5 separate regions of the Homo sapiens genome follow, and all the other regions are linked to region 1. A link is a contact called in ENCODE Hi-C or POLR2A ChIA-PET data. All regions are on one chromosome and are shown on one strand. The core of a region is the stretch at or near the end of the contact, and the rest is flanking DNA. Distances in the headings are between cores, read along the strand shown. Region 1 overlaps TBC1D1 (TBC1 domain family member 1). Region 2 has its middle 80 kb from the start of MIR574. Region 3 overlaps NWD2 (NACHT and WD repeat domain containing 2). Region 4 has its middle 15 kb from the start of TLR1. Region 5 overlaps KLF3 (KLF transcription factor 3).

Region 1 (5,190 bases), core at 1,439-3,938:
ATTCACCGAAGAGGAGATATCTAGTAAACAAATATCTGGGAAAGTATTTGGCTTCATGTGTAATTTAAACTTATGTAACATATAATGCTTTACTCTACTAGATAATAGAAAGACATTTCTTGATGCCAGTACCCAGCACCAAGGGTATACTGTATGCAGAACATTAGCATGTTGCTGATGGCAGTGCACATTGATTAGTGGCTGTTGGGAGACAATTTGGCGAAACATATCCCAAGCCAGTAAAATATTCATACCCTTTGACTCAGTCATCCCGTTTCTTGGAATGTATCCTCAGGAAATAATCCAAAATATGAGGGAAGCCATATGTATAAGGTTATTCTCCTAGACTTGTCACTTATAATAACAGAAACTTGGAACTAGATGTCTAACACTTGATGACTGGATTAATATGATGATGGTAGGTTGAGCTGGTAGAATATCATGAAGCCAGTTATATATAGCGACATGAAAAAGCTCTTATTTGATACAATGTTAAGTAAAGGAAAAGTGGGATAGGAAATTTTATGTTGGTTATGTTTAGAACTAGAAAAACATGCTTTTAGGAAATAGGAAATATAGCTAGATATAAAAGTTGTATTTGGTGATTTTTCTTTTATTTTTCAAGCTTCCAATAATGTAGCTCTATTGCTTCAGTAACTTAAAATAGTTTTATCTTTTCGGCAAAACATCGAAAGTATGGAAATAGTCATTCCTACTTTGGCAAACAGAAGAGAAATTTTCTTCAGTACCAAAATTCTGGAACTTGACTGAAAACTATGAAGAACCTAAGAGCCAGGATGACAGGAAGGCTCTAGATCCCCAGTAATTACAACTCTAGTGGAATTGCTCTGAGATGGGCCAGCAAGAAAGAAGATGAGAGCCAGTCCCCCTTGCAGAGGGGCCAGGTACCTTGCAGCTTTGTGTAGTGACCAGTGCTCAGGGAACGGCTTAGGCAAGACCCTGGGGGAGGTGGGCACTGCACTTGTCCAGCCTCAGGAGTGACTCAGACCAGAAATGAAAACACCTTAAAGTGTATATATCTTGTTTTCCTATCAACACCTAGTTTTTAATATTCGTCTGTTTTATTCATCTGAGACAACATACCAAAGGATTGGGTTTTTAATGTTAGGCCTTCCTGCTCTTTCTCTGGCTGAGAACTGCTCCTGGCAGTGGATCACTTGTGCTGTCTAAGTGTGCAAGGACAGGCGCCCCTCCCAATTCTTTTCTTTCCCCAAGTAATTAGCCCAAGGGCTGAAGCCCTCGTTCAGTGACCAGGGTTCTCCTTTGACCACCAGCCTCATATTGCCATGGTTTGGGGTAAATTCAGGGGCATAACTGCAGAATGAAGGGCCTAGGAGTCTTGGCAGTCAGGAGATCATCAGGCAATTAAGCAGAGATGATTGTGACCCAGGGTGGTTCCTAGGGATTAATGGAGGCCTGGAAGAGTTTATGGCTTTGGGTACTGCTGAGAGCCATTAACTTAACACAGAACATCAATCCGTAGGAAAAGCCAGAGGTTTTGTTCCCAGGCTTTCCAGGTTAGGAGATCACTTAAATCTTTGTGAAAGAAAAAAAGTAATAGTGTACATGACATTTATTCAGCACCATATTTATAATTATACATGAGTGCCAAACAATCTCAGTTTTAACATTTGTGGTTTTTACTGTTCAGACTATTCAGAAGTTCCATGACGTGGCATCCATTGATGATGGTTTTGCTGAGGTTGAAATGTGAGGGTTTTGTGGCAGGTGTGTGGAAGCAGATCCCTTAGCTAAGAGAGCGCCTGCTCAACCTGCCAGGCGTGTGCTGGGAACTTCCAGGAGTTGCCTCGTTTAATTCTCACAGCCATCCTGGGAGGTAGGCGCTGTCTGCCCCAGGTGGGAGGCCAGGAACTGTGGCTGAGAGAGGTTAAGTACCGAGCTCAAGTCATTCATAGAGTCGCCAGTGGAGCCGCAATTTTAAGGCTGACTCAAAGCCTCTGAGCCAGTTACCTCGGCTGTCAAATGGAGATAATAATCCCTGCTGACCTCACGGTCGCTCTGAAGGACAAAAGAGAATCAGTTCAATCCAGTAAACAATTCTCTCTCTCCCTCTTACTCCCCTCGCACACATGCACACACACCCCACAGATATAATGGATTTTAGTTTTTAGGCATCAAATGACTTTTGTGCCTTATTAATATTATCCACTGAATCAAAAACAGCAAGCTGAAAAATTCATCTCAAGGAAGAGAAAATAAGATTGTTGGGAATGGTGAGAAAGGAAACATGGTTTTTGAAAATTGATTCCAGGGAAGATAGGCTAGTTTGAATGCCAGTAGGGAGCCATCAGAAGAAGTAGTTTTACACTGATTTTTAACAATATTGGAGTTGCTTAAGGCAATGCAATAGAGAGGCAGTTTCTGCCCTTTTAAAGCCTGACTTCACTTTCTGAATGTGTGTTCTGATCTAGCAGGGTTTTTTTTTTTTTTCTTTTAAGATGGTCCCAGCTTGACTGCATTCTCAGATCCATCAGATAAACGTTAGGGCTTCACTGCTGTGCTGAGAGGCCCCAGCCCCTGGGGTTCTCTCATAGAAACAACTGGAAAGAAAGGAAATGCCTTGGGCAGCAGCAGCAGCAGCTGTCTTCTGATTCTGCTTTCCGCCCTGCCTTCCTTACCAAGAGAAAGTACAGACACGGACGGCTTGAGTCACTTAGGCACTTAGGAGTTGTTTTTCACACGTGTGGTGTTTTCGTCACCATTACTATTGTGGGAAAGAAGACAACTCAGGCATCGTTTCGTATTCACTCATCTGTGTGGGTGACATGTGGGTTTTGGCTCATTTCTGCATATTTGTGTGCAAAGGAGAGTTTTTTAGTAAACAGTCCCATTACTTAGCTGTTCTTGTAACTCTGAAAACCCAACTGAACTATAATTAAACTTTGACTTGGTGACTCTGCAAACAGGCTATGATTCTTTTGTTTCTTTTCTCCTTTTAACCCATAGTTGATGTATCTAACCTAACAGAATTTTCAGAGAAAAGAAGTGAAATAAGAACTAAAAATAAATTTTTATGTCTTTAAAAATGAGAGGTTTTTTTTTTTTTTTTGGCTTTTGGAAGGTGAGTATCAAAAACCTGTACTTAATGTTACCTTGGAATTATTTCTAGATGTTTCTTATATCCTTTTGTCCCAAGTAAAATTATTACCTTCTCAGTGCGTAGTTTTTCTTATTTATTACTTCTAGTACCAAGTGTAGAGCTAAGCGTAGAGGAGACGCTTCACAGGTGCGCATTGTCGTGATTGCAGACGCCTGCCTGTACTTGTGGGGTTTTTCTCAGTTTTAGTACGTGATGACTTTTCTTTCTATAACAGGTATTTGAAATGGACATCGCTAAACAGTTACAAGCTTATGAAGTTGAGTACCACGTCCTTCAAGAAGAACTTATCGATTCCTCTCCTCTCAGTGACAACCAAAGAATGGATAAATTAGAGAAAACCAACAGCAGCTTACGCAAACAGAACCTTGACCTCCTTGAACAGTTGCAGGTAGAGCATATTTATAAAGCAGCTTCCTGAATCACAAATATATGGTAGTTCATTAACTCACCAAAGGCAACAGCAGGCTGGGCTTTCCCATGACCAGAGGACCTTTCCCACCCTGATCTGTTTATAGTTGGGATCAAAGGTATCCCGGGAGAATGGGTCCTTTTTATTATGGAGCAGACAGATTGTCCTTTGCTAAGGTCAGGCAGTCCCAGAGCTTTCTGAGAGGCTGTTTCTGCACTTAACTCTTTTAGGGGACAGGCCCAGAGATGAACTTGGATTCAGGATGCCGTGGCCTGTTAGCTGAATGCCAGCCGTTGTCATTACTCAAAGAGAATCTAAGAGCTTTTAACTTCTATGAGCAAAACCAGCTAGGTCCACAGAGGGATGGTAAAGGAGGAAAGTAACACAGAAATAAATATAACAAACCAGAAGAGATGATAATTCTTTGTGAGTCCTTGGTGCATATACAAAGATTTGATTAATGAAGGTCTCAGTTCTCCCCTCTAGAAACTTCCATTTCAACACGGATATACTCAGGTGAGGACATACAGAAGAAAGACCAGTTGAGACTGTGCACGCAGGAGGGTGTGCAGAGCAAGCACTGAGGTGCAGCACGGAGACCAGAGCTGGCCAGGTCCAGCATCACCCCCACCCCCACATCACCCAGGCACACTGCCCAAAAGAACACCTAACTGCGGAGTGCAGCTCTTTTGTCAATCTGATGGCATGAAGCAACCATATGTTCTACTTTTTTCTACTTTTTTTAATGTCACAAGTGTGTAGCAGTGCTGTCCCTGTTAAGGAGTTGTTTTGAGGGTGTTTTTAAAAGTTGTTTTTGAGTGGCTGTGGATAAAAATACATATTTTTGCCGAAATTTTTATGGTGTTCCTGGGCTGTCCTGAGAATAAGTTCCATTCTGATCTAAGCCTCTGATTTTTCTTCATAGAAAGATGAGCTTTGCAGACACAAGCTTGGCAGCAAGGTGAGAAAGGCCAGCCTAGTGAGTCAAGCTATCTGAAATGCATTCCTCCCAGCGGGCATTCCATCCCAGCATACCCTATCAGATATGTGAAAGAGAGGAACCAAGACCGAATGCTATTCCTGCCCAGCCCTAATAACCACTCACATTCTGAAATTTAACTTCTTTTTTTCCCCTGAGATGTCCTAACTGAAAATATGCCTGTATACAATTTACCCTGGAAGTCTCAGCCATCACTCAAGGGAAGTCTCCAGAGGGTGAAGAGCCTGTCTGGCCTGTAGGGGTACACAGTGTAGGTGGTCATTTTAAATGGCTTCCAAGCCAATGATAGGTCCCTGAAATATAACATGGTGGAAACTTCTAATAAAGCTCACATTTGCATTGAAGTGTTTAGCTTGTTAAGATAGGCAGTTCTCAAATAAAAGGTTTGTTTTATTGGGTAAATGACCTTGTAGTTTTTTGGTGACAGAGCATAGAAAGTAATTTCATGCTGCTCCTGTGCTATTGTTTTTGTGAAGACAGGGAGCTGTGAAAAACTGCTTAGCTACCTACATTCCTCAATAAAGGCATCAGACAGTAATTGGTGATTACAGATGTTCTCCCTGGAATGGTCGTTCTCTTGACCAAGTAGTCCTACACTTCTGGAAGGATCATTCAGAACTGTGGTCTATGCCAACCCAC
Region 2 (5,190 bases), core at 1,685-4,184, 820 kb after region 1:
TTTGTTGTTTTTTGTTGTTTTGTTTTTTGCATCAGATGGGTTTAGATATTAAGTGGAAATGTAAAAGAGAAACAAGTGGCAGGGCTCAGTGGCTCACACCTGTAATCCCAGCACTTTGGGAGGCTGAGGTGGGCGGATTACCTGAGGTCAGGAGTTCGAGAGCAGCCTGGCAGACATGGTAAAACCCTGTCTCCACTAAAAATACAAAAAAATTAGCCGGATGTGGTGGGTCGCGCCTGTAGTCCCAGCTACTCGGGAGGCTGAGGCAGGAGAATCGTTTGAGCCTGGCTGGCAGAGGTTGCAGTGAGCCAAGATACACCACTGCACTCCAGTCTGGGCGGCAGAGGGAGATCCCGTCTCAATTAAAAAAATAAAAAGAGAGAAAAAAAGAGAAACAAGTATTTCTCAAGGAGCTAGAATCCTAGACTTAGACTTTAAGCCTAACTGCACCTGTGTAGTGCGTGCATAGCAAAAACTTTAATGATAAAATGAAATATAAATGTTTAAAAGAATAAGAGATAATCATTCAAAAAGAAGTGGTTGGTGTCATTGGCATTGCACTTATCTTCTAATGCTGGAATGCCTAAGGTTGCCAGGTGAAGACAGGCTGAGAGATGATTCCCTGGGCCTAGTTCCATAGTCTGTGAATTACATTATTTAAGAGAGAATAATCACTTAAAATAGATCCACCTTCCAGGATTTCTTACAATACTGTTTTTCACCACCACTTTTAGGTAATTGTTTCTTTGCTTTGCTTTAAAATCTGGCAAAGCGCAGGATCCAGATCTGTGCAAATGTCAGTCAGTTACTAAATGAATGATTTAACAGGCTTACCTTGGAAGTTTTTTATTCCTTCAATAATGCTTTACATAAATTGCATTCATTTCATTCTATGCAATTACCCTGAACAAGCGTGCCAGTTTTTTCTCTTAACATCAAGTGCAAAATCAGTTCTAGTCTAAATAATGAATGTAGGCCTGTGCCTGTGCCTTATTAAATAAGAAGCATCAAAAGCGGATCTCAAAATCAAAGTAAAATGAGTTCAAGAAAAACTGCTTTCAGGTATTGATATAGACAGATCGAAAGGGCAAAATTGAGTCCCAAATCTTAAAGCATAGGCCTTAGCTTAAATATTATACCCAACCAAGAAGAGAAGGCTCTGTTTTCTCTGAGTGTCACCCTGGGCTGCACATCAAGCTCATAGCTAAATGAGCAGTGTGATGAGCTGAGGCCCTGGCAGGGGTGAGTGAGGATGTGCTACAGCCTCAGCAATACCAGCTAAGGAACTATGGACCTCAGATGAGGGCTCAAAGGGGTTGAAGGAAGTTCAGCCTTCGGCAGGCTGAAGTAAAGTGCTGAATACAAGGTAGGGGCCTGAATAGGGAAATAAGAGAGTTCCTTTGCGGTTTGTAGAAATTAGCTTCCCCAAGGTGCTCAGATACCTGGGAAGTCACCTTCTGCACAGGCGGGCCATGGTGTTTTCATGTTAGAAATAAAGGCAGACAGATTCCAATCATAGCCATCCCGGAGGTCCAGGATATAACATCTCAGGAAAGCAATTTAGCAACAATTTGAAATGAACATTTAATTTCTCATCTTTCCTAAAAACGTGTGTGTGTGTGTGTGTGTGTGTGTTGAACAGATGGGGTTGATCATAATACATGACTTCAAATGATTTAATTTTTTATAAAAGCAATTATTTTTCAGGGTTAAGCTAGTTTTTTCTATAATGTAAAAACTGCCCTTTGATCTTCCTCCTAAGTAAGCGTGCCCTACATTTTGATATGCAGATCCAGGCTTCAACTTGGTGTCTTAAATTACTGTGTTTGCAAAGGCTCATCAGAAGAGATCATACTGAAAATCCATTTTAGAACTTCAGTTTCGCTCTGGTTTTGTAGTTGATTAGAATTCATAACACCATAGGAGTCTATTCAGACCAGCCATTCTTCCCATAAAAGAAAAAAAGGATATAGTTAACCATGTGTTGTATTTTTCTAGATTATCTCATCACTTATGCAAGTTTATGTTCATTTTCTGTATGTCCATCTGTGCTGGATGGTGCACTAGAATATCTACTATTATCCAATTCTGAGGAAAGATATTCTATTTTTTTTCTTTCTTTCTTTCTTTCTTTCTTTCTTTTTCTTTCTTCTCTTTCTTTCTTCTTTCTTTCTTCTTTTTTTCATTTTTTTTTCTTTTGAGACACACTGTCACTCTGTCCCCCAGGCTGGAGTGCAGTAGTGCAATCTCGGCTTGCTGCAACCTCTGCCTCCCAGGTTCAAGCAATTCTGCCTCAGCCTCCCGAGTAGCTGGGATTACAGGTGCACACCACCACACCCGGCTAATTTTGTATTTGTTTAGTAGAGACGGGGTTTCACCATGTTGGCCGGGCTGCTCTCGATCTCCTGAGCTCATGTGATCTCCCCACTTCAGCCTCCCAAAATGCTGGGATTACAGGCGTGAGCCACCACACCTGGCCTATTTTTTTTTCTTAGACCCTGAAAATAATCTGAATTATTCTACCCTTTGAACATTTTACCTTTACCAATGATTAAATTATTATACCCCAAACAGTAGGAAATGTATTAATGGTATTTCTGCTATTTCTGGTGTCTGGGGTCATCATAGACTGGGAATAGAAGCTGATTAGGGAGGATCAGAATTTTGTGTTGAGATTTAAACTACATTTACCTTTGCATCAGAGTGAATTTTTCTCTGCCTGAGCTGTCAGCCAAAAAGCAATTGGATTATATCAGCCTGTGGTCACTGCTGACTCACTTGACAGGCTTGTCTCTTGTATTAGTCTCAAAGGAATTCTATATTGCAAAAGAAGAATATGTTTATTTCTTAAATGCCTTCACTGAGTGCAGAAGTTTAGGGTGATCCAGAGATGTTCTATTTCCCGGCCCTGGGTTTCACCGTCAGGCTTGGAAGCTGCCACTTGGAAGGAAAAGCAAGCACAGAAGCCAAGGCCAGATGGATGAAAGCTTGGCAAAAAACAAGGCTGAGCTTCTGCCTCTGAGTCTCTGCCATCTTTATCCTTTTTCTCTCTCAGGATTTTATTTTTTTTTTGGCAATCACCAAGTACCTGTCTCCAGGATCAGCTTTTAACATCCTGCCCCTCTTTTCCATATCTCTTATTTCCCTTCTCTTCCTCTACATTTTTTTGTCTTATTTCCCCATTAACCAGAAAACAATTCATACAAAAGATTCGGTCATAATCACCAACATGCATTTATTGTGTGCTGGGCACTGTGCTGAGTATTTTATTTGCATTATCCCGCTTCATCTCCGTAATCACCCTATTAGGTAGATATTATCATGTCCCTGCACAAATGAGAACATTGAGACCCAGAGACATTATCTACCTTGTCCAGAATTACACAACTAGTAAAAAAAAAAAAAAAAAAAGAGCCAGGATTCAAACTCAGGTCAGTTCAGCCTGACTAGCTAGCGAGCATTTTTAACTATTAGACAGAGCCTCCCAACAAAACGAATGTAACATGGTTATTTTTAGAGACACCTGCACGCTCAGATTAGCTCTAAGGTAGATTTGAGCTGTGAGGTAGATTTGTAGCTGAAAGATTTGGTTGTCAACTTTGGTTGTTTCCATGCAACTGAGAACAAACTGAGACTAAAGAGACACAGAATGCAGCCACATGAGGTTATTTGGCCTCTGGGTGGTTCTCACCACAGGCCTCTTCATCATTTCACAGACGTTTACATCAAGCAGTTTCCTGGTCATCATCGACTCAGCATCCTGTCTCACAGGTGACTTTGATATCACAAAAACGTCTCCATTTCCTTCTCCCTTCCCCTTCTCTGGTGCCAAGGAAGCCCATTTGTACATAACCACCTTCCTGAAAATCCTTAACCCTCTCCTACCTTCCCAAAGCGTGGGGTTTGTTTACTTATCTAGACAGCCTTTAAGCTGAATCTTCAGTACCAAGCTCTGTGAGACACTGATTGATGTTTAAAGAAGTACTGAATAATGCCTTTCTACCCCTGAACTTGTTTCCTGTTAAGCTCAGGAACTAATGATCATGGTGGTGGTGATAGTGATGTGATGATGATGGCATACTTACTGATCAGTCGCTATGTTTGAGACACAAAGTACACAGTCTCTACCTCTACAATCTCATTTAATCCTCCATATCAACCTTAGGAGATAGCTACTATTATTATCATTTCCATTTTACAGATGGAAAATGAAGCTCAGAGAGATTGAGTGATCTGCCTATGATTATCCGACTAAGAATTAGAAAAGCTGGGATTTATATCCAAGCAGTATGTAGAATGCTAAACATAGCCATGGAGAAGCAGATACCCAGTCATAAAGAAGAAAATTTGCTCATTTTTTCCTGGGTCTGAGTTCCCTTCTTTCAGCTAATATTTGGCCTCCCCCTCCCTGCTCTCTGTCCTGTGGCCTCAAGCAGAGACAAATTGCTCCACAAATCTTTCTGTCAGAGAGCCAACCACATTTCTCCTGCCAGCACCCCTGATCCCAGGAGAAAATGAGTGCCCTATGTGCCCTGGTCTCCCTCATGTTATAAACCTTGTATGTTGAGTGATTCATTTCTCATTGAAAAATATGATCGCCTTTCGACATTTCTGCAGGAGAGCTCTAGTCAACTCTCCTTGGGAAAAAAATTCCACTGGTAGGAAGTGATAAAGGACAAGAACCCAAATGATGAACTGCAGGACAGAAAGACCCCGGCCATTTCTCTGTCAGAAAAAATCATTTGTTCCCACAGGGTATCTTGATCAGGAAGGCTTCTCCCCCAGACATCCGCGCGGCTTCCTCCCTCGCTTCTTGAAGGTGTTTATTCAAAAACCACCTTCTAAATAAACCACCTTTCCCACCTTCGTATTTTTTTCTCTTCAGGACATACCACTGTCTAACATCCTTTATATCCTACCGATTTTTCTGTTATCTGCCTTGCACGAGGATGTAGATTCCAGGAAAGGAGGGATTTTTCTGTGTTCTGTTTGTTACCATATTCCTAACACCCACAGCAGTGCTTGGCAAATAGTCGGTGCTCAATAATGATTTGTTGAATTAACAAATAGGTCAAAGTCTTCTGTGTATAATCTGTAAACGCTGAATGAGAGAACGGAAATAGCTGTACTATAGGGTAATTTGTGGGAAAATATCTGGTTGAGTTACATTAGGAAATGTTAACTGTGAAG
Region 3 (5,190 bases), core at 1,831-4,330, 740 kb before region 1:
CACCATGTTGGCCATCGTTGGCCAGGCTGGTCTCAAACTCTTGACCTCAGGTGATCCGCCCGCCTCAGCCTCCCAAGGTGCTGGGATTACAGGCGTCAGCCACCACACCCAGCCAAATCATAAGCATTTTGTTTTAGTTTTGCTCTGTAGAGTTCAGTCTGAAGTTGCACTTTCATTCTTTAAATGCAACAGTTCCATCTAGTGGCCAAATTGGCTAGGGCAGTGTTTTTATACTGAAATTTAAGTATATGTACATATACTTTAAGTATATGTACATACTTTAAGTATATGTACATATACATATGAATAAAATGCAGTAGAAAATATCAGAGTGCATATAAAATGTTTTATGAAATTTGACGGCTACATTTCATAAAATGATTTTACTGAAATATTAAACTATATTCACGTGTGTGCTTGGGCATAATCTGAAATTTTTTTTTTTGACAGTGAGTTATTTTTAAAATATTCAGAAAGTCACTGGTCTAAGAAATTTGGTTTATAGTAAATCAGGGATGAATACTGGAATTACCTGGGGAGCTTTGAAAATACGATTGCTTTGTCCCACCTCCAGAGGTTCTGATTTATTTGGTCTCTAGTGTCACCTGGGCATCATGATGTTTAAAACCTACTCAGGCGATTATCTGTGCAGCTGAGGTTGAGACTTACTGCCTTAAATCCATCAAAAATTAGAGCCAGGAAAGACCTTTGAGATGATCGACTCTCTTAGTTTTGTGCATGAGAGAACTGAGATCCAGAGAGTTTAAATGACTTGCCAAAAGTCATACTGTAATTAGCAGAGAAGCTTCATGAAGGACCTTGACAGATATTTTGGAGCCTGGAAGACGTTCGGTAAATATTTTATTTCATTTTTGGAAGACTTTTAGAAAGGGAAAGGGAGACAAAATGGAGAATATCTAATGTCTGTCTAGTCTGTTTACCAAATCAAGTTATAATTTGCTTTTATATTTCAATAAAGTTGCAGAATTTATCTGTTAAGTGTTCATTTAGAGTTCATTAAAATTAGATTCTGTGTCTCAACACAATCTACCTCACTGATTTTTTTGTTTTTCACCAACATCCAGTTTGGGTGCATTTACCACCTACATCTCAGAGTACAGTTCGATTATTTTACCTGTTTATTTTCCACTCAGAAAATGTGTTTGTGGGTTGGTGATTCCTTGTCTCTTGCTAATAACTAGGAAATCACTTGCGGCTGTTCATCAAAAACTCCACAGCTTGTAAAGGATGATGAATTAAATGACATATCATACTCAAGAACTCTATTACCTGCTGAGAAAGAAAACACATATAGATTTTTAGGATAGAAAGGACATGAACAGATCAGCCAGAATATAATCATATGTGTTACATGTAGACGTGCCTGCAGGCAGCTAGCTGGTCAGATAATGCTCATGCATGAACTGGAGGAAGGAGTGGGTGTATTTTGGTCAGCGGAAGCTTCCAAAAGATGCTTTTTGAGTGAGGAGAAAGGGAGGGATTTAGAGATAAGTAAAGGCTTGAAGGTATAAGGTTAATAATTGTCTTGTTTAAATTAGAATAAAAACCTTTTGTCATGGAAAATGAGAATCTTTGAGAAGATATGCTGGTATGTGGGGAAAGAGAGAAATATTTGGTCAAGATGTATGCATGGGTGAAATGGGTATGTGGGTTTCTCTTACTAGGAGTTTTTAGTGATACAATGTCAGAGTCCCAAAAGACCTTCCAGGTAAAGCCATCCTCATCGTCATCCAGATGAGGAAGCTGAGACATGGAGACCTCGCTGGGTGACCCCATCGGCCCCCACAAGTCCTGTGCCCTCCTGCCCCGCTGTCTTCCCCCAGCTATAAAAGGCTGTTACCAAATTTAAGAGATAATGAAGAATCACTATATTCTGCACATGTCTTCATCAGCTTAAGTATGTTCGTTTAATAAATTAAAACACGGGCTGGGCACGGTGGCTCATGCCTGTCATCCCAGCACTTTGGGAGGCGGAGGGTCGATTACTTGAGATCAGGAGTTTGAGACCAGCCTGGCCAACATGGTGAAACCCTGTCTCTACTAAAAATACAAAAAAATTAGCTGGGCGTGGTGGAGCACCTGTAATCCCAGCTACTTGGGAGGCTGAGGTGGGAGAATTGCTGGAACCTGGGAGGCAGAGGTTGCAGTAAGCCGAGATCGCACCACTGCACTCCAGCCTGGGCAACAGAATGAGACCCTATCTCAAAAAAACATAATTAATTAAAACATGAATAAAGGTAAAAGCAAACTCTTAAATCCGTACACCTGAGAGTGTAGTACAGAGGCTTGAGCCTGATACGCTCCCATCAAAACTGAAGACTAGAACGTGGATGATAAAACATGATCATTGAATAGCTTAAAGCAGACCATTTAGATCCGGGTTTCCCAGCCTCAGCTATACTGACACCTTAGGCCAGATAATTCTCTGCGGCGGGGGCTGCTGTGCACATTGTAGGATATTTAGCAGCATCTCATGGTGTCTACCCACTAGATGCCAATACTAACCCCTCTGCCCCCACCCCAGATTGTGACAGCCCAAAATGTCTCCTGGGGAGCAAAATTCTCCTCCAACCTCTATTGAGAATCACTGGTGTAGATGATGTAAGAATGTTTTGGAGTACAGTTAGCGAAACTAGGATCAAATGAGTGCGAGTGGGCAGGGAGTCACCAGCAGTGGACCTCACTGAACTGTGTTACTCATTTTGCTAGCTTGAGCTTGGCCCTTGCTAATTGCTCCTACAGAGCTCTGCACACTGCAGGGCACTCAATAAATGCCTCTGAGTGAAGACTGACTCAGCAGTTGGCAATTTATTCACCTTAACGTTGTCTCCACCAGTCCCAGTTTTCTGACCCTTCTAGAGTCATCTTAAAACTAGAGGAGCTGATCTCTCTTTTGGAGAATTTCCAAGGACCATGGCAGTCTCTCATTCACCCTAGGATGTCTGTGAATGTTGTGGACGCTTCAGAAATTCTCTTGACCCAAATCTCGGTCTGACATAAAATCATTTCCAGCCACACTCAAGTGAACAGCGCCTGGGAGCAGGCAGTCATTTGGTTCCCTTCTCTGAATGCATTGGCTCTGATCCACGGCGCCTCAGGAAGTGAAAGGGAGCAGGCAGTGAGGCCAAGCCATGAATGTTGGGCCCTTTTCTTAGAAAACAAAGGGTTCACTTTAGGCTAGGAGGAAACATCCGGGGGTTGGGGGGAGACTCTGACCTTGATCAGAATCAAATAAAAGATGGGATTCAGAGAAAACTGTCTTTCATGCTATGAATAATCATCATTTTGTTGGGCCTTTTATATATTTTCTCTGTCAGAAATTTTACAACAGAAATGATTGACCCTTAAGTTTTTGGAAGGGGTTCTCAAGAAATTTTAGTAGTTTTAATTTTCTTAATCAAGACCTTTTGTTATTTCCTAGGCTATGTGTTGTCATGAGAAGAAATGTCAAAACATGTGATAAAGAGTGGAGAAAATCCATAATTACTCAATATAAGTACAACTGGAAAGTTTCCAAAGAAGATGGTCCAGACATACTAGGAAATGCAAAATGGATGCAACTACTACCACAGACTCCTTAACGGGCCATTGCGTCTCTTAGTAGGGACCACTATTTTAATCTTTCTTTCCAAATACATTGAAAAGCTGAATTCTCTGCAGCAGCGAGCACTCTGTTGGCTTGAATTTGGGGTTACTGGCTTCCTAACTTCCCTTCTGCTATATATATTCTTCACAGCTCCTGATGTAACACGGACTTCTGCAGATTTCCTGTTAACTTAACATCCCTCTCTCCTCTCAGAACTTTCTGCTTCTTAAGGCTCAGCTCCATTGGGCCACTTGAATTGGTCTGATTCCTTTACTCCCTAGGCTGGGAGTACAAGGCTATCTTTGGAAGGGTAATTCTTGACTTTGGCATAGAGTTGTGAAAAGAACGGTTCCCCAATGGCAAAGATGGACCTGCAAACATGAGTGTTGTTTCTTTCAGACAGCCTCTAAGAAAGATGGAAAATTAATTGGGGAAGAGAAACCTGCAGTGGGAATGTGGAAATCTTTGTGGCTCTCATCTGCCTAATATTTTCCATCCCTTAAGATAACCACACTGAGCACTTAAGTAAATGTATAATCTCACCTCATTGTTATCTATCTAGCATCTGTTTAGATAACCACACTGAGCACTTAAGTAAATGTATAATCTCACCTCATTGTTATCTGTCTAGCATCTGTTTTCATCGTAAGATTCTTCTTTGCCATATTTTCTTTATATATTCATCTTTGTTGTTTTCACGTGATTAGTCTAGAAGTCTCCATAGAGTGAGACCAAGGTTTTGCAAGGGAGATAATGAAATTAGTTCATGCCAGGATGGCTCAGAGCAGATGCTAGACATAAATAACAGTTATTGATTAATACAAACTGAAAAATCAATTATATTGCTTTGTATAGTATCTAGCACAGTAAATGACAGTGATCCCCAGAAATAGGCATTTAAGTACTTACTGATAAGACTCAAAAATCATGATAATAAAGTGAGAGGAGTAGATTGCCCACTCCAACAGTTAATTAAAAGAAGGGCTATGTATAAGCCATGGCACTAGTGTTATATGTGCTCTGCAGCATCACTAATTTATTTTTTATTTATCTTACCTGAAAGCTAGTCTAACCCTAGAGGAACAGGAAACTTACTAACTAGTGTTTGCAGTAGAGACGTATCCACGTATATAGGAAATTTGTTTCTCCCTGACTGTCTCATTTACTCAGAATATAATACAAATTGGCCTATTTTCCTCTATAGTGAACCTTTATGGTTTTTTTTTTTTTTTTTTTTTTTTTTTTTGAGGCAGAGCCTCCCTCCACTGCCCAGGCTGGAGTGTGCAGTGGTGCAATCTTGGCTCACTGCAACCTCTGCCTCCTGGGTTCCAGTGATTCCTCTGCCTCAGCCTCCCGAGTAGCTGGGATTACAGGTGCACACCACCATGCCCAGCTAATTTTTTTTTTTCTAGTAGAGATGGGGTTTCACCATGTTGGCCAGACTGGTCTCAAACTCCTGACCTCAAGTGATCCACCCGCCCCCCAATCCTGGGCTTACAAGCGTGAGCCAGTGTGCCTGGCCCCTTTATGTTAATTCTTAACTGAGACCTCACCCTCCTCCTAGCCCTCAGTTGACAGACAGA
Region 4 (5,190 bases), core at 1,755-4,254, 690 kb after region 1:
AAGCAGTAATCTCACCAAATAGAATCACACCAATATCATTTTTAGAGCAACCATGCAGTCATTTTTCTCTATATGTTAACATTCTTTAGATTCTTGGCTCCTACTGCAAATTGTGGTTCAGAAAATTTATAACAATTTATCTACTTACACATGCCCAAGTGCATGCACACACACATAGCATCATACTACGTATACTGTTTGTAATATGCTTTTCTTAACCTATAATCGATCATAAATATCTTTTCATGTCAGTAATTATCCATTTACAATTTCATGATTATTGGCTGGATAATATTCCTTTTTATTTATAATGCAATTTTTAATATTTTAGTTTATAATGCATTTTACCAATCTTCTGTTGTTGGACATTTAAATTGCTTCCAATTTTCACAATTAGAAACAATTCTGCAATAAGCAGCAATGTTTCCTTGGGATGTGTATGAACAATTACTTTTATTTTTATTTATTTATTTTTTTTGAGATGGAGTTTCGCTCTTGCTCCCCAAGCTGGAGTGCAATGGCATGATCTCGGCTCACCACAACCTCCACCTCCCAGGTTCAAGAGATTCTCCTGCCTCAGCTTCCTGAATAGCTAGGATTACAGGCACGCACCACCACGCCCGGCTAATTTTGTATTTTTAGTAGAGACAGGTTTTCTCCATGTTGGTCGGGCTGGTCTCGAACTCCCGACCTCAGGTGATCCACCCACCTCGACCTCCCAAAGTGCTGGGAATACAGGCATGAGCCACTGTGCCTGGCTGAACAATTATTTTTTTAATATATATTCTATAAAGTGGACTTTTTGAACCAATAGACATAAACCCATACCACTATTCTTTGCCTTTTTTTCTATTACTATAGATGAAATGTCTTTTTTATTAATTATTTAACCCAAATTTAGGATACTTTTTTTAGATTGCTCATCTGCCATATAATTCAATAGCCTATCAACAATGTGGTTTCTCTTCTCATCTGTTGGTTGTACTGATTACATAATAAGGTGTTGACTGGAACTTGTCCTATGACTTGGGTCCAAAACTGAAGACAAAGAAGTATTATGTACCACATTCTATACAAAGCTGCTAGCAACTGAAGCATGTCCCCCGGGGCATTCTAAGAAGCAGTAGAACCAGATAGCACTGTCCACAGCATCGCCTCACCCTACCTTCCCCCATTCACCTGAGAATGCTGGGGAGGGTGACAAGAGAGTCAGCAGCACCAGGAGATGAGTGTTAATGATGTAAGCCTGCAAGCTCTTCTCCCTATGCAAGAGATGACATCTCTTTCTCAAGCCAAGTGAAGGGGAAATAACAGTAAAATTACTCTTAGACACGGGACAGGCAGATCAGGCATTTCTTTCCTCAAGAGGATTCTTGTTTTGATGCAGCAATGTGTAGGATCACCCTCTGAGGTTGATCCCCCTGCCCATCTGAGCAGTATTAGAGAACATTACACGTGCCCCCTGGGGGTTCAGGAGTGTAAATTAGTAGAGCGACTGGTGTCTACTCTGTTGGAGATTTCCATTGGACCAACCCTTGCCAACTGGCAATTAGAGACTGTGGTATCAGGTACCTGGGAAAGGGGGTGTATCTCCACCTCAGCATCCCATGGGCCACACACACACAAAAAGGCACAGGAGGGCTTCATCAGCTCCTGTGGCTCCATGCAAGGGAGAATGGAGGCCATAGGATAAGACCAGAGCTATAGGAAACAGAGACATCTGGTCATCCTGAGCCCTTGAATGATTTTGTGGAATAGAGACAGCTTACCTATTCTAGACCTCTTAGCTATACTTTTTTCTATTATATGAGAAAGAAATAAACCTCAATCTTATTTAAGCCTCTGTATTTGAGGTCTCCCAGTCCTGCAGCTTAGACTGTACCTTAATCGACACAATTATAGAAAAGGATATCTGCCTTCTTACCACTCATCCTTGATCTCCACTTCAGGGAGCTAGATCTGGGAGAGGGAGGGGCAAGAAGAGTGTATCTCAGATAAACCATGCCTACCTCCAAAATATATGCCAAGGTTGAGCTACAGACCTAGCCTGTGACATGCAGAAAGAAGATGAGTTTTAGATGAAGATGGAGATTTAGAATTTTAAACTAGATTGGAGTATCAGTATCTCAAAAGGACTGCAGAAGTATTAAATCTGCTCAAGATATCACTAAGGAGTGACAAGAGGGGAATTTCAGAATCCAGTTGATGGAATGACTGAGAAAAATAAACACTACTTCACATTTGGACTAGATGATGTTGAGATTCCTCATAAACTAACCGTAATTGAAACTCTCAGAAAGTCCCTGTGGTTTTAGAAATCCCCTCAGGTCTTTTACTCCCTGTAGTTTAGTCTCATTCCTTTCTAATCAAACCAGTCCCCAGAAACCTAGACAGAAATACCTCCTCCTTTCCCCATATTTGTGGTCTCATTCTCTTTAAAACTCCCACACTCTCACCGTTTATATCCCGGGTCTCCATCCACTGTCTCTTTCCTGTGCTCTTACACCCATCCACTCTATTCTCTTTGCCTATTACTCCTTTCTTTGTACCTCTGACTTTCCAAGCAGCTTCTTTTAGAGTCTTCACTCTTTCCAGGATAACATTTCTTTTCTGCTGCCACACTCAACTGAGTCTCCAGGGCATCAGAGCTGGTCATGCCAACTCCAGAGGACTGGGTTGAATAGTGTCCTCCACCCAACCTCCAAACATTTATGTCCATTTATTTCAGATTTATTCTGAAATCTCAGAATGTGACCTCATTGAAAAAAGAGTCTTTGTAGATCTAATTAAGTTAAGGACCAAGATGTGATGGCATCAGATTAAGGAGGCTCCTAAATCCAACTAGAGTGTCCTTGTAAGAGACAGGAAAAAAAAGACAGAGACTTGGAGGAGAACACCATGTGAAGACACAGGCACAGATTATTGATTATTTAACCCAAATTTGGGATACATTTTTTTAGATTGCGCATCTGCCATGTATGTCAATAGCCTACCAATAATTTTGGTTTCTCTTCTCATCTGTTGGTTCTACTGATTACGTAATAGGGTGTTGACTGGAACTTTTCTTATGACTTGGGTCCAAAACTAAAGACAAAGAAGTATTATGTACCACATTCTATAGAAAGCTGCTAACTACTGGGGCATGTCCTCCAGGGCATTCTAAGAAGCAGCTGATGCATCTGCAAACCAAGGGACGCCAAGGTTTGCCAGCAACTACCAGAAGCTAGGAGAGAGGAAAGGGATGATTTCTCCCTGACAGCCTCTGGAAGGAACAACCCTGCCAACCTTGATTTCTGACTTCTGCCTTCCTGAACTGGGAGAAATATATTTCTGTTGTTTTAAGCCACCCAGTTTGTGGTAATTTGTTTTGGTAGCCACAGGAAACTAACACATCCAGCAACACTGCCAATTTGATGCTTTCTTCGCTCATGGTATTCTTTCACTTCCAACTTTGCACCCACTGTGCCCTCCCCTTTGAAGGGTCTTCCCAGCCACATGCCCAGGACCCTTCCCAGCCACATGCCCAGGATCCTCCTGATGAAAGATCTTTCATCAAGGCTCATCCTAGCAGCCCTCCCTGGTCACTAACCTAGGTTTCTTATCTCTTTTGCTATGGTCTGGATGTTTGTGTGCCCCTCAAAATTCCTATGGTGAAATCCTAACCCCCAAGGGGATAATACAATCAGCCCTTCATATCCATGGGTTCCACATCCATAGATTCAAACAACCATGGATTGAAAATATTCAATAAATGAATAAATAAATAATAACAATATAATAATACAAAATAATAAAAATAAAAGACCATACAGTTTAACAACTACATAACATTTACATAACATTTACATTGTATTAGGTATTGTAAGAAATCTAGAGATGATTTAAGTATATGAGAGGATGTACATAGGTTATATGTAAATAGTACACTTTTTTTTTCAGAGTCAGTGTCTTGCTCTGTTGCCCAGGCTATAGTGCAACGGCATGATCATAGCTCACTGCAGCCTGGAATTCCTGGGCTCAAACAATCCTCCCACCTCAGCCTCCTGAGTAGTTGGGACTACAGGCATGTGCCGCCAGGCATGTATTTTTTTTGAGGAGGTGGGGTCTCACTATGATGCTCAGGTTGGAAGTATGCCATTTTACATAAGGGACTTGAGCATTCACAGACTTTGGAATCTACAGGGCTCCTGGAACCAATCCCCTGTGGATACGGAGAAAGAGCTGTATTAAGAGTTGGAGATGTTGGGAGACAATTAGGTCATGAATGTGGAGCCTTCATGAATGGCATTAGTGCCCTCCCCCAGGTGAGGATACAGTGAAAAGACAAGCCATCTATGAACCAGAAAGTGGGCCCTCGCCAGGCACCAAATCTGTCAGCAGCCTGACCCTGGACATTACAGCCTCCAGAACTATAAGCCATAAATTTCCATTGTTTATAAGCTACTCAATTTGTGGTACAGTCATGCAGTGCATAACAATATTTCACTCAACAGTCATGGCCCTATAAGATAATAATGGAGATGAAAAATTCCTATGGCCTAGTAACATTGCAGTGCAATGTATTACTCACATGTTTGTGGTGATGCTGCTGTAAACAAACATACGACACTGACAGTCATATAAAAGCACAGCACATACAATTATGTACAGTTCATAATACTTGATAATGATAATAAGCAACTATGTTACCGGTTTCTGTATCTAGTAGACTATAATTTTAATCATTATTTTAGAGTGTGCTCCTACTTATTTTTTTAAAAGCTAACTATAAAAATCCTCAAGCAGGTCCTTCAGGAGGTTTTCCAGAAGAAGGCATTGTTGTTACAGGAGATGATGGCTTCATGCATGTTATTGCCCCTAAAGACCTTCCAATGGAACAAGAGGTAGAAGTAGAAGACAGTGATATTGATAATGACCCTATGAGTAGGCCTAGGCTAGTGTGTGTGTGTCTGTGTGTGTGTCTCAGTTTTTAACAGAAAAGTTTAAAAAGTGAAAAATAAAAATAAAATATTTTAAAAATAGAAAAAACAAAATAAAGATGTAAAGAAGGAAAATATTTTTATATAGCTGTAGAATGTGTGTTTTAAGCTAAGTGTTATTGCTAAAGAGCCAAAAAAAAATTTAAGGCAAAAAGTTGATAAAGTAAAAACATTACAATAAGCTAAGGTTGACTTCTTACTAAAGAAAGAA
Region 5 (5,190 bases), core at 782-3,281, 560 kb after region 1:
GGTCATAGGGAGGTCTTGGAAGAACAGGGCTGAAAATAAGGGAGAAGCTACATTTTCGTCAATAGAAACAATGCTGCCTCCCATTTCCTAAAGTTTTTTCCTAGTACCAGAACCATTGCCCTTTGGAGAATTATATAAAGCACATTAGACTTTAGGACTAGGCGAAATCATTCTCCTTCCTATATTTAATTACTCCCTGAAACCCTCCAGTGTACATGATTTATAATGGATTTATTTTGTTGTGTTGTTAATGAACCTTGTGCCTCTTTTAATAATACCCATCTTAATATTTAAATTTAAATCTATTTAATACTTAATGTTGCTATCTTTTGGATCTCTTGCGTTGGTACTGTGCGTGCCTGGCTTTAAAGAAAGGTAGAGAATCTTTTCTTCATTTGATCCTTGATCTATAACTCAAAGCTGTTTTTATGCATTTTGTGTTTTCTGATTTTATATCCTTCATGTTCTTGTTTTTAAGCAGTATTAGTAGTGAAAACTGGCTGCGCGTGGTGGCTCATGTCTGTAATCCTAGAACTTTGGGAGGTTGAGGCAGGCAGATCACTTGAGCCCAAGAGTACGAGACCAGCCTGGACAACATGACAAAACCCAGTCTCTACAAAAAAATACAAAAATTAGCGAGGCGTGGTGTCATGTGCCTGTAGTTCCACTTCCTCTGGAGGCTGAGTTGGGAGAATCATATGAGCCCAGGAGGTCGAGGCTGCAGTGAGCTATGATCATACCACTGCACTCCAGCCTGAGTAACAGTGAGACCCTATCTCAAAAAAAAAAAAAAAAAAAAGAAAAGAAAATTCTTTTTCCCTCCTTTAAATAGACCTTTAGTATCTTTATTTTTTATCTCTGTCATTTAGAGCATTGCTATTCAAAAGGTAGCCTAAGTTCCCTTGGTCCACTCCCCGGTAATTCAAAATTTGCATTTTAACGAGTGCTCCAGGGAGATGGATGTGCACAGTAAAGTTTGAGAAACTCTGGTTGGGAGCAGTAGAGCCCGTGACAGTGAGCATCTCTTGTATAAGCAGGGACAAGAAGGGATTTCCAGGATGGCATGTGTATAAGCTCGTTGTGTAGGTTATCCCATAACCTTGATCTTAACCATGAGGACCTGACATCCAAACCAGATAAAGATAAACACAGTTATGTGATAAAGTTTCACTGACTGACTCCTCCCTAACAGGCTGCTCTGCAGGCCTGGAGCAGGGACTGGGCATCTGGAATTTTAAAAACAACACAGATGATTCCAATGCATAACCAGCCGAGGATTCGCCCAGACCAAGCCCAGAGAGGAAAGAGGGTGATCTCAGTAGGAATCCCTATCAAAACCACTGCTGCCCCACAGTCATAACTCACAATAGTGGCCACCAGAGGGGCCAAGGAGACCCAGAAATTAATAGTGCATTTACGCTGTTTAATTACAAGGCACCATTGGGTTTTCTTGGTTGCATCCCAAGTTAGTATTGCCTCTAACTCTTAAACACATAGGGTTTTAGAGCTGGAAGAGAAGCACAATATGTTGTTTATCACTGTCACTGTCAGACATTCAAGTACAAAGAATTTTCTGCAGGTAAGCAGGCTTGACATGCAAAATTTCAGTTTCCCTAAAATGCCTAGTAAAGATGATGGTTTATGTTGAGTTTAATTTTTTTAAATTAAAAATTAGGTTGCATTCTACAAAGAAAATTTACAACAAAATGTTAGTTAAGGAATAGAAGTAATTTAGGTGAACTCCATGGTCAAGGATAGTGCCCATTGTGTGAAATTATGATGACTGGTTTGTATTTAAAGCTGGCAGATGAAAGTTAGGTTATCCTGATATTTAAAGAGAGAAAGGTGTTTGAAGATAAATGAGGTCAGTTGTGGACCAGATCTTGGGAAGGAAACAGACTCTTCTGTCTCTTCTGCACTCCCTTGTTTGTGCCCCAGCCTCATTTGATGAGTGGGTAGCAGGGTATAGAGGAGAGAACACAGGGCCTCAGCTTGTGTGAATGACTTTGAGCTCCACATTTCCTTATGTGAGTCATATCACGTTAGCTGTTTCTTATAGTTCCGTGTCATCCACAGACTTGCCATTCAAGTCTACAGCTTCATTCAGATTCTGAATAAGAACACTGAGCAAGTTAGGGCCAGGGACATCATTGCCGCAGTGAGGGTGGCCTTCAGTACAAAGGTGTGTATGGTGACTGACCCCCTCCTGGTTTGCCTGAGACTGTAGAGTTTCATGGGATGTGGGACTTTCAGTGCTGAAACTAGCACAGTTCCACGCTGACTAGGATTGTTGGCCAGTCCTAGGCATGGATTGTACAGCTGCTGAAGCCCATCAAATGAAAGGTACTGCCTATCCTGCAGCCCCATTCTTGCTTATTATACACAAGTATGATGAGAAATCAATGTCCTGCTGAAGTTGAAGACACTACTTATCCTGAGAAAGAGCTGTCCTGCCGAAGTTAGACATCAAAGCTAGAGAGCATTTCCTGCTCATCAAGAAACCCCACCAGAAAAGCAACCAGGTTGGTTTGGCTTGACTGGTTCTTGTGATGCCCACCTCTGACTCCTAATGATAATGGCCCCCAAGCCTGTGCTATCACCTGTCTTAGAATTTTGCCAGGTATCGGCCTTAATGTTTGACACAGGAATCATCTTAGGATTAAATTTCAGATTTTTCATCTGCAGTAGTGACCACATTGATCTTAGTTTTAATATTTTTGAGACCGCCTCTCATAGCATTTTTAATGTTGAGACCACCTCTTTGAGCATTTTTTTAAGGTCACATATATATCGAAATCTAAACTATTTTGTAAAGCCCATGTAATTGTTAAGTGCCTTGTTAGCATATTTTTCTTAATTCATGTTTCAAGTAAATGGACTTATTTGGCTGTTGACACGTTTTCCTTTTCTTTTCTAATAGTCATACCCATCTAATTACATGGAATCCATGAAGCCTAACAAGTATGGGGTCATCTACTCCACACCATTGCCTGAGAAGTTCTTTCAGACCCCAGAAGGTCTGTCGCACGGAATACAGATGGAGCCAGTGGACCTCACGGTGAACAAGCGGAGTTCACCCCCTTCGGCTGGGAATTCGCCCTCCTCTCTGAAGTTCCCGTCCTCACACCGGAGAGCCTCGCCTGGGTTGAGCATGCCTTCTTCCAGCCCACCGATAAAAAAATACTCACCCCCTTCTCCAGGCGTGCAGCCCTTCGGCGTGCCGCTGTCCATGCCACCAGTGATGGCAGCTGCCCTCTCGCGGCATGGAATACGGAGCCCGGGGATCCTGCCCGTCATCCAGCCGGTGGTGGTGCAGCCCGTCCCCTTTATGTACACAAGTCACCTCCAGCAGCCTCTCATGGTCTCCTTATCGGAGGAGATGGAAAATTCCAGTAGTAGCATGCAAGGTAAATTCCGCCACTGCTCCATGCTGCTGCACTTGCTTAGCGTACTGGCGCTTCACCAGATGGGGTGGGTGAGGAAGCATGGGGGCAAGAGCTGTTGAACTCTTCAAAGGAAATACTCATCTGCCTAAGGCATTTCCTTCCCCCGCCCCCCCAAAGTGTTGATACTGGAAGAGATCCCAAGAATCAGGCTGTCTGTTTGATACCATGACATGATTACTTTCACTATGTAATGGTCAACTTGGGGATAGAAAGAATCTTGACTTTATGTTGCTTTCTTGAATACCAACATGGTTCTAGGTACAAAAGGCATTTAATAAATCCTTTTTGATTGTGGTGAAAACTAATGGTGATCAAAAGCTACCTTGTTTATCAGCTGGTCATAGAGGACTAAGGGGTTGAAAGGAAATAATCCAGAATTATAAGAACGAATCATTTCAGGGCTGGTGTCTTATAATCTAGGTCCCTATATTTGCTGCTTACTGGCAAAATAATGGTCAGGAGAGGTGAGAATCTCCCACAGATTTGTTCCTGCTATAGTCTGCCAAAGGCAAATAAACCTGTCATATCTGTGTTGTAGGTAGGAGCTATGCAGTAAGCTTTTAAAAGCTGAAATTGGTAAACTGTACGTGAAGTGACTTTTCTATTTTTATTTTTTAGTACCTGTAATTGAATCATATGAGAAGCCTATATCACAGAAAAAAATTAAAATAGAACCTGGGATCGAACCACAGAGGACAGATTATTATCCTGAAGAAATGTCACCCCCCTTAATGAACTCAGTGTCCCCCCCGCAAGCATTGTTGCAAGAGTAAGTATATTTAGGTCTACCCAGCATTTGCATAGTAGTGTGCATCTTGGAACCTGGAGCAGAAGCACAAGATTTCACACGTGTGATGTGGTGTGGATGACCAGGAACGGCTTGTGATCTGTGGCCGCCACTGGTCCAGTACCACTGGTCAAGATGGGAGAATCTCTCCAAAAACAATATGCTGTTACACTGACAACGTTATGACAAAAGTTACATCAAGTTTTCATGGAATCAGTCATCCATGATTTTGCACCTTACCACATGAATTATTTTTGTTTTTTTTCCATTCTTCCAGGCTATGTATACTTAGTTTTTCCATTATGAGAATCCTTGTATAGATTAAACTTGGTGTTCTGTGGATCATGTAAAGTTTTCATGTGGACACACATAGTCCTTACAGAGTGTATAGTATCCTGTAGAATTGCTATCCAGTAGGAAGGCTGTGCAGTGTTGGTCAGCATCCAAGCACCTGAATGGTGGTTTCTTGTAGGTCTAACATGGTATAATGTGGTAGTTGCCACACACAGCTTCAGTAACCTCATTTGTGGGATCCTGCTGTAGATAACCTTGACCTCCACCAGTGATTACACTGAAGGCTGGGTTTGTAGTTGCTAAGAAGATGGTTTTCGGGTCCAACAAGGATCCCACCTCTGCTCTCTGCCATATGTATGATCTTGGACTAGTCACTTAATCTTGCTGCCCCATTTCTGTTTTCATTATTGATTGTAGTTGTGATTGTCTTGTGTTATGGTGCTTCAGCATTGGATTCAGCAGCCAGCTTCCTAGTACGAAGGCAACGATTACCTCCACAGGGTCCCTTCCATTGTCCTCCTGCATCATTTTCCTCCAACTTGAATAAATGTTCTACCCACCTTTCTCCTTTATTTTCTCTACCCCCTGTACCCCGCTCCCTCTCACAATTAACTCTACAGCAGAATGTGAATTCTCTGATTTTAGAATAACTATTTTATGGTA

The links. Hi-C counts contacts between places; a loop is a spot of excess contacts on that map. ChIA-PET counts read pairs that join two places held with the same protein, here RNA polymerase II (POLR2A). Pooled maps may share reads with other maps.
Region 2: a loop to region 1 is called in a pooled map, with 5 times the contacts of the local background. The contact joins two enhancer-like sites. A Hi-C loop is called at or near these places in 2 of 37 single-sample maps with no recorded cell type and 6 of 50 pooled maps.
Region 3: a pooled map shows a loop between it and region 1 (18-fold over the local background). The contact joins two enhancer-like sites. A Hi-C loop is called at or near these places in 4 of 37 single-sample maps with no recorded cell type and 6 of 50 pooled maps.
Region 4: a loop to region 1 is called in a pooled map, with 9 times the contacts of the local background. The contact joins two enhancer-like sites. A Hi-C loop is called at or near these places in 2 of 37 single-sample maps with no recorded cell type and 3 of 50 pooled maps.
Region 5: a pooled map shows a loop between it and region 1 (4-fold over the local background). The contact joins two enhancer-like sites. A Hi-C loop is called at or near these places in 2 of 168 maps with a recorded cell type or tissue (naive thymus-derived CD4-positive, alpha-beta T cell and natural killer cell), 24 of 37 single-sample maps with no recorded cell type and 13 of 50 pooled maps. POLR2A ChIA-PET finds 5 or more read pairs at or near these places in 2 of 52 experiments (T-cell and activated T-cell).

Annotation. Positions count from the first base shown.
Region 1 is chr4:38,129,728-38,134,917 of GRCh38, forward strand. TBC1D1 (TBC1 domain family member 1) reads left to right here. Exons shown (of 22, transcript NM_001396959.1): 21 at 3,357-3,530. Among named protein-coding and RNA genes, the nearest start is that of PTTG2, 170 kb to the left of the region's middle. RefSeq lists an enhancer at 1-132 and a silencer at 3,211-3,350. Within about 2 kb of position 2,689, at least 28 of the 41 ENCODE cell types and tissues checked have a DNase peak (open chromatin) inside an H3K27ac peak, as active enhancers do.
Region 2 is chr4:38,945,882-38,951,071 of GRCh38, forward strand. No RefSeq gene overlaps it. Among named protein-coding and RNA genes, the nearest start is that of MIR574, 80 kb to the left of the region's middle. Within about 2 kb of position 2,935, at least 10 of the 41 ENCODE cell types and tissues checked have a DNase peak (open chromatin) inside an H3K27ac peak, as active enhancers do.
Region 3 is chr4:37,389,976-37,395,165 of GRCh38, forward strand. All of the region lies in intron 3 of NWD2 (NACHT and WD repeat domain containing 2), which reads left to right. Among named protein-coding and RNA genes, the nearest start is that of PGCKA1, 61 kb to the right of the region's middle. RefSeq lists an enhancer at 28-77 and a silencer at 3,056-3,105. Within about 2 kb of position 3,081, at least 3 of the 41 ENCODE cell types and tissues checked have a DNase peak (open chromatin) inside an H3K27ac peak, as active enhancers do.
Region 4 is chr4:38,817,432-38,822,621 of GRCh38, forward strand. No RefSeq gene overlaps it. Among named protein-coding and RNA genes, the nearest start is that of TLR1, 15 kb to the left of the region's middle. RefSeq lists enhancers at 957-1,006, 1,027-1,136, 2,182-2,301. Within about 2 kb of position 3,005, at least 4 of the 41 ENCODE cell types and tissues checked have a DNase peak (open chromatin) inside an H3K27ac peak, as active enhancers do.
Region 5 is chr4:38,685,665-38,690,854 of GRCh38, forward strand. KLF3 (KLF transcription factor 3) reads left to right here. Exons shown (of 6, transcript NM_016531.6): 3 at 2,921-3,407; 4 at 4,065-4,215. Among named protein-coding and RNA genes, the nearest start is that of KLF3-AS1, 23 kb to the left of the region's middle. RefSeq lists enhancers at 1,549-1,718, 2,467-2,636 and cis regulatory regions at 1,634, 2,552. Within about 2 kb of position 2,032, at least 2 of the 41 ENCODE cell types and tissues checked have a DNase peak (open chromatin) inside an H3K27ac peak, as active enhancers do.